2 separate regions of the Mus musculus genome follow, and region 1 is linked to region 2. The links are chromatin contacts, found by Hi-C or POLR2A ChIA-PET in ENCODE. All regions are on one chromosome and are shown on one strand. Each heading gives the region's core, a stretch centred on a gene start or an enhancer-like site at or near the end of the contact. The rest is flanking DNA. Distances are from core to core; before and after follow the strand shown.

Region 1 (6,419 bases), core at 1,937-4,436, 36 kb after region 2:
CAGGATGGGTATTTATGCTCCTGGGGAGGTGGCTAAGGTCTCTGGAACAAGGTTTGTGTGGCTATGTAGCATTGACCAGGGCAGGGGTGTTGGAAAATGCTTTTTCTACATTCTCAGGGACTGTAAGGGGTGGGGACCTTATAAGTTCAAACAAGGAGTGAAGCCTGAGAATTGTCAAGGTACCAGATTCGTACTAGGGTTGATGGTGGGGAGCTGGCTTTATGGCTCCCTGTTGGAGATGGAGAGGTAGCTATCTCCTGCTTGTCCTGTTTGAGGGATCAGGGATTGAAGCTCCCTTGACCCTTCCCCCACAACCCTGGGCTATTATGGTCCCAAAGTTCAGGACTCAAGTTCCCAATGTTTGTGGCTCTCTTTCCATGTGACACTGCCATGTACGTTCGGTAGGGACTGACTGTGATGTCCTGTGGGCTACTCATATCAAGGGCATTTTCCGAAGTTAAAAAGTTGATCTGGGGAGGGATCCCTGTTACACAATAGGGAAGTCTGAAAGTGAGACAGGATGGAGAAGATGGCTACAAAGCAGGTTACTTCCCTAAACAGTGTGCCTCCCTGAGGACATTTGGGAGATTGGAGTTGTGTTACCTAAGGGAATAGGTGTGTGTTGTCCATACCTCCCTGGTTGGGTAATACTCCCAGACACGGAATGGACAGAGCCACAGGCATTGGTTTTTGTGGGAACTCTTGAGTCCTGAAGGACCAGTGGCAGGGCTGGGACAGCATCTGCTAAGGTTGCCCTGGAAAGACTGGCTCTGGATCTTCCCAGCCCTCAGCATATAGCTTGCCTGTGTCTTTTACTGAGAAGACACGCTGGTCTCCACCACTCTGATCCTCCATTTCCCCAAATCAACCCATCAGTTGATTTTGAAGCAAAGTGTGGCAGAGACTGTGAATAGGCAGGCATATCTGAATTGCTCAATCCATGTAAGTCTCAGAACTTGCCAGTGCGACTGGGTTTCTCATCTCTCACTTGCCCACAGTCTTTATTCCGTTTCTATTCCCGGAATGAGCCCAGCTGGCACCAGGCCTCCTTTCCAGATGAGCAGGGACTTGCTGACAGCCAAGCTAGTGTTTGGCTCCCAGGCGACTTCTGAGAGACGCCTTGTCCTGCCTCCATTCTAGCTGTGTCCTCTCATCTAGATCCCTCAGATCTGCTCCCTTGCTCTGTGGAGAGGAAGGCTCAAGGTCAAGTCAGGAGCAAAGTCCCAGAGGGCGATTTCTGACATCTGCAGCTCTGCTGTTTTGGGTCAGAAGCAGAGGCAGCCCTAGGGGCTTCTGAGAGTCCAAGTGTGGGAGGGTGGCAAGAGAAACAGAACTACAATAATGAAAGAAATAAGAGGTCATCCATTCGATTGTGACTGAAGTAGGGATAGGAGCGGGGAGGTATGGAGGGGTCTAATGGAGGAGATACGGAGGGCTTGGAGGGACATAATTATATTTTAACTTTAAAAATATTTTTAAGGGCACAACAAGTCCAGTTATGGGGCTGAAGAGATGGTTTGGCAGTTAAGAGGACTTGCTGCTCTTACAGAGGACTTGAATTTGGTTCCTAGCACCCATCTGGGGCAGTTTATAACTGCCAGGATCCCAGCTTCAGGGGATTTCAGGGGATTGTCACCTCCTCTGGCCACTGTAGACAGCCACCTAGATGTGTACATATATACAGAGACATAAACACACACACCACATACAACACACATGTGAATAAAACTTTGTAAAGAAAATTAAAAGATGCCTACTTAAATAAACACCCAATAATGTTTTCAATGGAAGTCCATTGGGCCTTCCCACTTATACTGCAGAGTTATTGAATGTGTATCTGATTTAATTTTTTTTCATGAGATAAGGTCTTCCCATGTAACTCAGGCTAGCCTTACATGTTCCATCGTTGTATCTCAACTCCCAAGAATAACCAGCTTTCAGTTTTTTATCTGCTAAATCCCTCAACCTGGCTTTGGGAGGTGGGGGTCAGAAACAACTTCCTGGGGTGGTATGTGCTACAGACAAGTACAACTACCCTCAGACAGCCCTGTGTGCAACAGTCATACAGGTAGACAGTCAGGGTCTGCCAACTGCTTATAAAAATTACTTTTGCCTAGGGACCTTAACATATGCAGTGGAAGCCCAGATTCACTCTCACTACAATTACACATCAAAACAAGCAAAACCCATCTGTGCTTTTTCTTAGACATCTCCACCCTGTGGGGGTACAGGGAGACACAGCCTAGGCCTTGAAACATTTACATCTTGGGTGGCTTTTCTTAGCAGCAGAGTGAGGGATCTGGATTTCACTCACGAGCTCACTGGGACAGCAAAGGGACAGGAGAGGAACTGAGTAGTCTAATGTCAGGTGTAGCCAGCTCTTGCCTGGCCCCCTGGTACACTCTAGGGCACAATCCTGCCGAGGGGAGACTAGGCCATTGTGCTACTGTAGTTACTTACAGGCAAGGGGGCTGGGCCTCTGAACCTTCCAGGTGGCTCCAGGTTGGATGACTTTGTCTCCTAGGCAACAGTCCTCCCACAGCAATGAGGTTTGCTGTGAACCTGCAGCTACAAATGAGGCTTTCTGGCTGGGCGGAGGACCTAGACACAGCCCCCAGCAGCACTTACAGAGTACCCTATGTCCTTTCGTATGAAGATGCAAGCCCATTTCTGTCTAGTTCACCGGGAGATTTAATCTCCTTGGAGACAACTCTGCTCCACATGGGGGTCAGGACATAGATGGGAACAGGATCTAGCTCTCTGGTGGCAGTGCAGAGAGATTCTGAATGCCTGTCCGCTGTGCAGGATGACACCCTGGTCCTTAAGGCACTGTCTCTATTCTGGCTTGTGGTGTCTGGCCCTGCCCAGTCTGTCAGGAGCATCTTGATTTACTCAGACCCTGGTGGTATGCTTCTCTCCCAGGGGCCTCTTCATCCTGACAGGAGGCTTCTGCTTACTTACCAGCCCTTGAAGCACATTCACTCTGTTCTGTCTTGGACATGCGGGCTGTTTGCTGCAAAATGCCAAGGGCAACCACTCAGACGCTTTACCTAGACACTATATGGGCTGCAGCGCCGTCCAAGACACTTGGGAAATGGTCGTTTCCCTATAAGCCCAAGGAGACAGTCACTAGCTCCATGCGTAGCTTCAAACCCACCAGTCATCCAGCTCTACCCGTCTGGGATCTTCAGGCCTGCCACTTCCTGTTTTGTTCCAGAGAAGGGAAGGCAAGCCCCTGCCCCTACTTCCTGCTTCCTCAGCCCGAATTCTTCTTCTCTGCCTGGCGCTGCTTCCTCCTCTTCTCTGGCACTGAAGGCAGAGGAAGGAGGAACGGACAAATCGAGAGGTTTAAAATGTGTCTGTTTTGGTACACCCATGCTTACCCATGCTCACAGCAGCTTTATTCATGATAGCTGAGACGTCACAGTGTCCAGTGATGAATGAATGAATGGGCAACAAAGTATGTTCAGCCCTCTCGTCTGTGCTTTCATACTCCAAAGGCAGGAGATGTTCCTTAGAAAAACTGCATCTATACTAAACATGTGCAGGCATGCCTTGCTGCCTTTGCACCTTAAGCAATATTGTACAGCTCCTATTGGATGGTGTTTGCATTCCTTGGGTACCATGGGTTACTTAGAGATTACTTAAACTAAGCGCACAGGAAGCTGTACATTGGTCATAGGCACCTGCTACAGCCATGGATGGAGGAGACTTGACTCTCTGGGTTGTAGCATCATGGGCAGGGAGGATGTCTTGAACCAAGGGGCTGTTGTACTGTTATGTAGCCATATGGAGAAATAGTAGCCAGACTCAAAAAGGAAAGAAAGCTTGTCATATATGGTAGTGAGGATGACCATTATGGCATTATGATAAATGAAATAAACACAAAAACTCAAGCACCATATGAGCTTATGGTATCTGTAGTGTCAGCGAGCATAGACACAGAAAAGTTGTTAAATCCCAGTTAAAAACATGCACAGTGAACTTAAGTTTGCACAGAGACAGATTCATCGTGACAGAAACTAGAGTAACACTATTGTTGCTTTGTTTGTTTTGCCATCAGGGAATGCACCCCAGGATCTTGTACATGCTAGGAAAGGTTTAAACTCATTCCACTCCTGACCCTCTCCCACTTAAGAAATTTTTGTGTGCCCCCACACATGTAAGTATGTAAAATGGATGCACAAACCAAACATGCACTGGAAATGAAATGCAAATTTATCCCAAAACAATTCTTTGGTATCCATATAATTTTATTATTAAAGACAAAAAGCAAGTCTGCATACACATGAGTGTGGTCATTTACTTTTACATTAAGGCTTGACTGAAATCATGGCTTAGTTGGGGAAGGTCTTTTTCTGCAAGCATGAAGTCATGAGTTCAGATCCCCAGAACCCATGTAAAAGATGCTCACAGTAACATGCATCTGTAGTGCCATCAACCTTGTGGCAAGATAGGAGGCAAAGTGGAGAATTCTTGGAAACTCTAAGGTCAGGCAACTTGGCAGGCAGCAGCAAGATACCCTGAGACAGGGTCAAAAGTGAGGACAGACATTAGAGATTGTCCTCTGACCTCCACGTGTGTGCTGTGGTGCACTCACTCAGGCACTCAAACAAACACGCACAGGTACACACAAGCAGGCACACATATCATGTGTGTGCACGAATATACACTCCAAGACAAATGAAGAAAGAACAAATGAAGTCAGCCAAATCTGACTCTGCAGGATGTAGAACATCTTCACCATTTTTCAGAATTGACTCATATTTTGACTTTATAATTACCAGTGCTGATATTTCCTCTTCACATAAATATGTAATACAAATGGCAGAAGCATGCTTAGGACCATCTCAGAAACTGTTAGAAACTCTGTCCTCATCCCAAGCTAACATTCATTGAACAATTTTTTTATGTGTATGAAAAAAAACTAGGCAATTCAAATATCAATTCTTAAAGTATTCCCACACAGAGTTGTATTTTATGGGATGGTAATCTCCCCCACCCCTGCCAAAAAAAAAAAAAACAAACCCCTATAGACTACCTACCAAAACCCCAGTGCTAACAGGAGTTATTGACCAGGGTGGCACAATAACCCTCTCCAAACAGTACAGATGATTGCCGTTGCCCTCGGTTGCCTTCCTTAACTTGAAAGTAAAAGCCTATTACTGAAGACATTGAACACTTTGGATGCAGGTCTTGGAGAAATCCAGTTGGGGCTACCTGCAGACTGGCTCTCATAGTATCAGAAGGTGTTGTGAAAACTGCCAAGAGAAAAAAGCTGTAAATCCTGGGAACCACTACAGTTACCAGCCTGGCAAGGTAGCCCCTGTGGTGCAATAGTGGCATTTTTTATCTTGGGGTAACCAACAATTGTCTAATTAGACTTAAGGCTCTCTCAGTCGAGGAGACTTCATCAGCCAATTATCCATACCTGGAGAGGCCATAGGCTGAGAGGAGAACCTACTGCCGCTGCCCTTTTCCTAAAGCAATATAATTTCTAGCTGTATTCTAAATACTTATCCTTCTACCCAGATAAGTGTGGCTATCACCTCTCATCAAAGAAACGTCTTTTTGTAATAGGTGGAGCCTAGGACAGAGATTCACAACTGCATCTAGAGCCCAACCCCTACCCTGAGAATCAGGGGAAATTGAAGACAGGTAGAAAGAAAGATTGTAAGAGCTAGAGGACCAGGACATTTGCTGTGAGATAGTGTCTTCTATATATGACAGGGAATGATATACATGACATCACAACCATATGCTCACCTAAACAAGGCCTGAGCAATGACATCAGTTGACATGCTGGTATGGACAGGGACAACCTCACACAGGCCCACCTCTAGATGAAGAGCTACTTCCAAACAATCAATGGCTGATAAGAGAAGGAGAATACGTCTTCTTTAGGGACAAATCCCCTGATAGGTTACTATCAGACAGACAGACAGACAGACAGACAGACAGACAGACAGATAGATAGATAGATAGATAGATATGAGATAGATCTTGAGGTAACCATATATATGTGGAAATTATGTAAATATAGTACTCATGTGTAAAATTTGTAATAATAAAAATTTTTAAATTTAAAAATAAAAATTTAAAAATTAAAAAAGTTCTCTTACAGAACAACCCAAAGATGAACTAATGTGATACTTAAATGTTGAGCAAGGAAGAGCAAACTACTAAGCCTTTGTTTTCCATAGTTAAACTATAAGAAAAGTTTTTCTGCCTCAGTAGGAAGACTGGAACTCACAGCTCACAGGAGTCCTGAGCCTCACCCGAGGTGTTTCAGGCAGTCCTTGTTGGTGTCACATGTGTTGGTATGTGCACTACACCATGTGTGCTGTGTATTGTGAGGAACCACGTGATACAGCACAAGTCACACTGGCAGAAACACCTTGGGTTCATTGTGTGTCTGA
Region 2 (6,514 bases), core at 3,658-6,157:
TACAAACACAACGAAGAAATCAGACCAAATCCTCGCTATTCTTGTAAAAGCCTTAAAAACCTAAATTTTAATGAAAAAAAATCCTCCATTTTTGAAAGGTTGGTTTTCTTAGTTATACGGGTTTGGAGTCTATACATAAACTAACATAGGCCTTATCTGCTCAAAGCCTGTCTAAGCTTAGGGTACAGAATTAAAGGTGTGGGTTCAAGAAGGTCATTTAGTTCAACTTATGCCTGTTACCACTGTAAAGAGCTACAGACTTCCAGCACAGTCTCAGCGGGCCTTCTCTCTGACCAGCAAGACATTAACTAGTCGCCCATGGAGGTTTCCTTTAACCCTGGGCTTTCTGTCACTCTACTGAGCACTGACATATGATTACAACAAAGATTTCAAAAACCCTTCCCAAGTTCCAGTGAGCTTTCAAAGCTGTATGGAGTATAACAAAATCTACAAGCGGCCACTGTCAGGAAATACACTGCAACAGACAGAGAGGAAAACTCCACTACACTGGGCTGTGAAAGTGCTGGGGACCAGACATGTATTCCAGCCTTGCCTAAATAACCTCGAGACATATAATTTATATAGCATCCTTTATAAAGCTGCTGTTCCTTTCAAAGAGGAGAGAGACGTGCACTACCAACACTTAAAGGAAAAACAAAGCGAGTGACTTTAAGCTTGGGTGTGTGCTTGCCTGTTTCAGGAGATCATTCAGAATCTATCGGCCTGCGAAAACAATCTCCCAGGAAGTCCCGAGTTAATATTCCGTAATGCTAAGCAGCCTCCATCGCCGAGGCTTTCTCACTTAGAATTAAATATTTACTTTCCTCACAAGCTGCATACTTTCCATCTAATGCCTACTCATTTTTTCTGTGTTTGGTACATCAGCCATCTTCATGCTGTTAGTTTTAGGTAAAGATACCTGTCCTGCCCTACCCCCTGTATGAGGGCCTGCACATATTTAAGTGCATCATGTACGTATCTAGAGATCAGAAGCAGAAGTCAGGTACACTGGAGCTGGAGACACAAGCAGCTATGATCCACCATGTAGGTGCTAGGAACCCAATCCCAGTCCTCGGCAGGAAGAACAAATGCTCTTAACTGCTGAGCCAACTCTCCAGCCCTCAAGACTAACGTCTTCTATAAGTGACAAGTTACTGGGCTAAGTGCTTAAACTAAACTTTTAAAATGGACATTTCACCTAGTTCAACGTTATAATGTTTTCATGTCATCAGGAGGAACAGGGACTTGAACCTTTGGAGCTCAGGAGCCACCCCAGCCTGGTGCTGCCTGGTCAAGCTTGCCAAGATGATGCAAATGAGCTAACTCTGCATCCAACTACTCAGCATTTGTAACTTGGCTAAGAAACAGAATGGTCAACTGTTATTGCACTTTAGTTTACATAGCCGTATGTGGCTACAGCTGTACACAGTATGGATGATGCTACTGTGGACAACTTCACACACAAATTCAGGCACCACCAATTTATTTGTATATATGGAGTTTGAAAGCCCAGAACAAAGACTTTTCAGAAAGGAATAAAATGCCAAGTACCTTCTTCCTGCACTGCCAGATTGTTACTGACTCTACACCTTGCCACTAAAACTCATTTTGATCTTCTAGTTCTGTGTCCTCCCTTGGGTAATTATTGTCCCAGCAGGATAGGCTTATGTGGCCCCACGGCCTGTTCAGAAAGCTGTACAGATGTCACCTAGCAGTTGGCAACAGGAACAGATTCCCAAACTTTCTTATCTGCTGGGCTTCCAGGTTCTCACGTACTGAATGGGTGCCATCCACACCTACCCTAAATATATGGGTGTAAAATATATGCTGTCTAAAATCCCAGCAGTGTAGTATCTGATTCTAAATTGCAAGTCTTTTAAACTTAAGTTGGGTTCAGAGTCTCTTATACCATGAGATGGTGGTCTCTCTAATCTGTGCGAACCATGGAAACCTGGGACTTCAAACTCCTAGGAGCCCCAACCTTGGCTTCCTCTGGGAGCCAGACAGTCCATGTTTAGACTGCTCATTGGAGAACTCAGGGGCCTTCCCCATTGTAGGCTTGCAATTTATACAGGGATAACAAAATGGGTGTTCTCCTTCTAGAAGCAAGATTTGAACAAGGAAAATCATAAGGACTGTGGTTCTACCCCTTTGTCATAAGTCTATTAGTTATAGCTTCTGGGGATAAAAGAACGAGTAAGAATCTGGGCTCCTATGCTTTTAAAAGGTATCCCTGCTACACAATAATCCAATATTCCAATTAAATCATTTGCATGCAACCGTTTAAACTGAGTTTGGTGCTATATAATTATTGTAGCATGTAGAGTTAAGGCTCATTTCAGCAAAGAGCATAATTGCTCGAATGTGACTCGATTCAGGATTTATTTAAAACTCCCCATCAAGCCGGGTGTTTAGGTGTACACCTGTAATCCTAGTACTTGGGAGGTAGAGGCAAGAGAGCCAGGCGTTCAAGGTCAGCCTAGACGACCCAATGGCAGGCAGGACAACCTAAGACTCTGTCCTAAAACACTGCAGAAAGAAAGGAAAAAAGGAGGGCAGGATGGGAGGAGGGGAAAGAGAGAGAATGAAGAAAATGTTTCCCATCAACATAAAATATCCATACATTATAATACCGCTCTAACTACTTAGAACAGGTAAACAGAGCTCAAGTCCTAAATATGGAAGCGGAAAGTTCTGTTGTAGCTTATGCCACAGCTTCACACAAACCTCCAGCTCTCCTCTTCTGGCCCTCAGCCCCCAAGCGTGGGATTCTGTAGGCCTCAACTAGTCCAGAAGCCAGACAATCCAGGCTTGCCCCAGCATCTGTGCTGACCTCTTAGTAGCTCTTCTCCTGTACTAAACAGAAGGGAAGTGGCATCTCCAGGCCCTCAGAACAGGAAGCTGCTTCTAAAGAGAAACAAGTTGGCAGACCATAGTGGGCTGACCTTACAAAGTTCATTAACACATTTCTATGACAACCCCCAGCAAATCCCAGAAATTTCTCTAGGTTTAGGAAGTTAAGATAAACAATAACAGAAAAAAAAAATGTAAGGAAGTGGTGTGGATGGTGAGAGAATACTTAAGTGAAGGGCTGTGTCCAATGTGCAATTCTTCAGCCTACAATGTGAGTCTTTACACAAAATTCAACCCAGGACCCCAACCCCCACCATTAGGCTTTAAGCAAATGAACTGCTAGCTTAGCAAACAGAGATGTGGGAGGCTCTAGGGATCCATCCAAGTTTCATTTCCTTGGTGTTTCCCAGTCCTGACCTCTGACCTGAGGACTGATTGCCAAATTGCCCTCGGTTTTGCACAAGATCTCACACTTCCTGCTCAGTTCCCCTGACCTCAGTGGTGAGTGGGTGGTACTATCTTCAGGCAAGAGATAAAGAAACCCCAGGTTCAGAGGTTAGGAGACATGACCCTCCGGTGTTCATGGGGCTGGAATCCAGGTGTGCGACTTCTGCAGTGGTTGGCAGTGCAAGCCAGGCTCCACCTTGTTCCCTTGTCTCTCACGTCCCTAAACACACATCCCACAAGAACAGTCAATACCAGTTGGCTACTCCCTACACGTGCTGGGTCTCCACTGCTGTCTCTCAGATGGGGAAATGGGAAACCTCTGAGAGAAAGCATTTGGTTAGCAACTGTCGACGAAGCGTGACACCTACGGGAAAGAGTCTCTGAAGCATCCTGCACAGCCTGCAGTAAGCCCGGGTCAACCGGCCTCCCTTCCCCGGGCACTGCCGGGGAGCCTGGCGGGCCGGGACAGACGGCGGGCCCAGTGCCAGGGCGCTTGGCCCGCCGGGCCGGAGGTGCCGACTTCCGCCCAGGCCTAGCACCACGGGTCCACTAATCATGGGCGCGGGAAAGAGACGCCAGGCAGGACCCCGGGTGGCCCCAACCCTGGCCAGGTCCCGCACCCTCGTGCCGGTTCCGCGAGGACCCGCCGTGAAACGGTGCTGCGGCCCTGCCGCCAGGGGGAGCAGGGAGCCTCATCCCGTACTCCGGGAAGTTGCTACGGCCAGTCCCGGACGGCACCCGCGGCGAGCCCTGTGGCCCCCGCCCGCCCCGTCGGGGCTGCCGACGTGTCCTGTGGCCACAGCCCGCAGCCCGGGGCTCTGGGCCCCCGCGTCGCCAATCCAGTCTCAGCCCTCGTCCCAGGCCGGCCCACCGCCTTCCGCCCCCCCAACCCCCTCCGGCCCGGACTCCGGCCCGGCAACGTCATCCGGTGGCTTCCCGAAACTTAACCCCTTCCTCCGCCAGCTGTGCGCCGCCCCGCCCCGCCGCCAACTTTCTTAGCCCAACTTCGGAGCGCGCGGGCCGGCCCGACGGCCCGGCCGAGAGGGAGGGGTCGCCACGTCGTGCCGCGGGGCCGCCGCAGCTCCTGGCCTGCCGGCCGGGGGAATCCACCCCGAGGGGCGCGCTCGGCCGACGCCCCTGCACGGGCTCGGCCTGGCACACGCAGCTCCGTCCCACTCGAGGGGCCGCGGCTACCGCCAGGGCGGGCGTGCGGGCCGGCGCCGCCGGGGGAGGGGCCGCCGAGGAGACGTGTCACTCGCGGCGCGACCGGCCCGGCGCCCCGACGGCCCAGCCCGCGCGCCTCCACCGCCGCCGCCGCTGCAGGGCCCGGCCAAGTTTCTTACCTGCAGCGGGAGACGCGAGAGGGAGAGCGAGAGGGCAAGAGCAGCCGCCGCCGCCGCCGCGGAACCGCAAGAGGGGAGCCGGCCGAGCCTCCACCGAGAAGCCGCCCCTGAGCAGCTGCACACACTGCGACCCTGGCGCCGTCCGCCCCGTCCGCCGTCCGCTCCGGCCGCTCGCTGGCTGCGTGCGCGTGTGTGGAGTCGTGGCACTTTCTGCCTCGGAGCTGGCGAACGGCCCCCTCCGCCGGGATCGCCGCCTCCTGCCTTCCCCACCCGGACCAGCCATTCATCGAGCTGCCTCTTCCTATTGGTTCACTAGCCGCCACTCTGCCGGCCTCTGACCAATCAGACCGCGGACGGCCGCGCCGCGGTGGCGACCATTGGCCAAAAAGGAGGGTCTACGTCTCAGCCAATGAGAGAGAGGAGGAGCTGCGGGGAGCCGCGGGGGGCGGGGCCGAAGAGGGGCGGAGCCGCGCAGCGCAACTCTCAGCTCTGCGCGGGGGCGGGTCTCTAACTCCCCGCCCACCTAGGGAGGTCCTCTGCCGGTCCCGCCCACTCCAGGCCTCCGCTCTCCACGCCACCGCTTATTCGGATTTGGCTCCGCCTAGGCCGATAGACTGCGGTTCGAATCCCCTTGGCCGCAGGCTGCTCTTTTCCTCCACACTGCCGGGCTGAGGTGGCCGTGAATGTTACCCTCAGGAGGACTGCACAAACCGTGAACAACTGGGAAAATGCCTTATTTAAACCCAAATAACGTCACACAAAGCACCAGCCTCTGGGTCTAAAGAAGAGTTCTGCAAGGGTCAGAGCAGGGAGGATGGGGCCTTATCTATCCGTAAAGGCACTGCATTCTGCATTCCATATTTTACTGAATAAGTGGGAGAATTGAGGTGGAAGACCTGGAAAGAACAAAAGAAATAGAGGTGGAAATTTTGATAAGAAAAGCCACTCCCTAAACAGAATAATATACTGTCCTTGTACAAATCACACAGCAGAGTTACATCCATCCTGTGACACTTGATTTCAGATGTTGGGACCATGAGGTTTTGGCCCAAGAAAATATGATAGCAACCCAGGAAATTGATCTAGTGATACTCCAAATATTAGCCAGCTACCCCTTTATAAAAACAAAAAAACAACAACCAACACCTACTTAGAAGAGGGGTGCATATGCCACCATGCACCAACTCTCTGCTTGATTCTCTCCTTCCATGGCTGTTTCTAGGGATCAAAACTCAGTCAGATTGCATAGAAAGTACTTAAAAGTAGTTTCCCTGTGCCATCTCATCAACACAAAAGCCTCTCTTCAAAACCAAGTTCAATTGAAATAACTTAACTTTAAGTGCTTTTCTTTTCTTTTTTTTTTTTTTTTTTTTTGAGTCAAGGTCTCACTATGTGGCTGTCCCACAACTTGCTTTGTATAACAGGCTGGCCTAGAACTCAAAGTCACAGAGTTCCTCCTGCCTCTGTTTTCTGAGTACTGGCATTAAAGGCATGAAACACCATGCCAGCTTAAGTTTAGGTTATAACCATTTTAACTGCAGCTCTTAAAATTATTCCTTTGAGCCTGAGGCAAGATCAGCCTCTTTGAAATGAAGTTTGGTCTCTCTCCTCTGTCCCCCACCCCCCTTTCGAGTCCACACAGAATTTGATATCAGGCATATCTCTCTCTCTATTGCTCGAGCAGGGTCTGTCTATGATCCTGGAGCCCACTCCTTTAACTCAGCTGCCTGACCAGTGAGTGACGGTCTCCATCTTCACAGTGCTGGATTGTAGGTGGCACCTGGAGTGTTCACATTCATGTTGGGATTTGAACTCAGGGCCTTCATAGCAGGTACTTTACCCACTGAGCCACCTCCCCAGCCTCTAAGATT

Evidence for each region. A loop is a pair of places that touch in the nucleus more often than their neighbours do. ChIA-PET counts read pairs that join two places held with the same protein, here RNA polymerase II (POLR2A).
Region 1: a loop to region 2 is called in a map of left cerebral cortex, with 5 times the contacts of the local background. The contact joins the enhancer-like site here to the promoter of Rrbp1 in region 2. A Hi-C loop is called at or near these places in 1 of 37 maps with a recorded cell type or tissue (left cerebral cortex). POLR2A ChIA-PET finds 5 or more read pairs at or near these places in 1 of 5 experiments (embryonic stem cell).

The regions. Positions count from the first base shown.
Region 1 is chr2:144,043,890-144,050,308 of GRCm38, forward strand. The region is part of intron 1 of Banf2 (BANF family member 2); the gene reads left to right. Among named protein-coding and RNA genes, the nearest start is that of Banf2, 14 kb to the left of the region's middle. Within about 2 kb of position 3,187, at least 1 of the 3 ENCODE cell types and tissues checked has a DNase peak (open chromatin) inside an H3K27ac peak, as active enhancers do.
Region 2 is chr2:144,006,356-144,012,869 of GRCm38, forward strand. It overlaps Rrbp1 (ribosome binding protein 1), which reads right to left and starts at 4,908. Exons shown (of 24, transcript NM_024281.2): 1 at 4,644-4,908.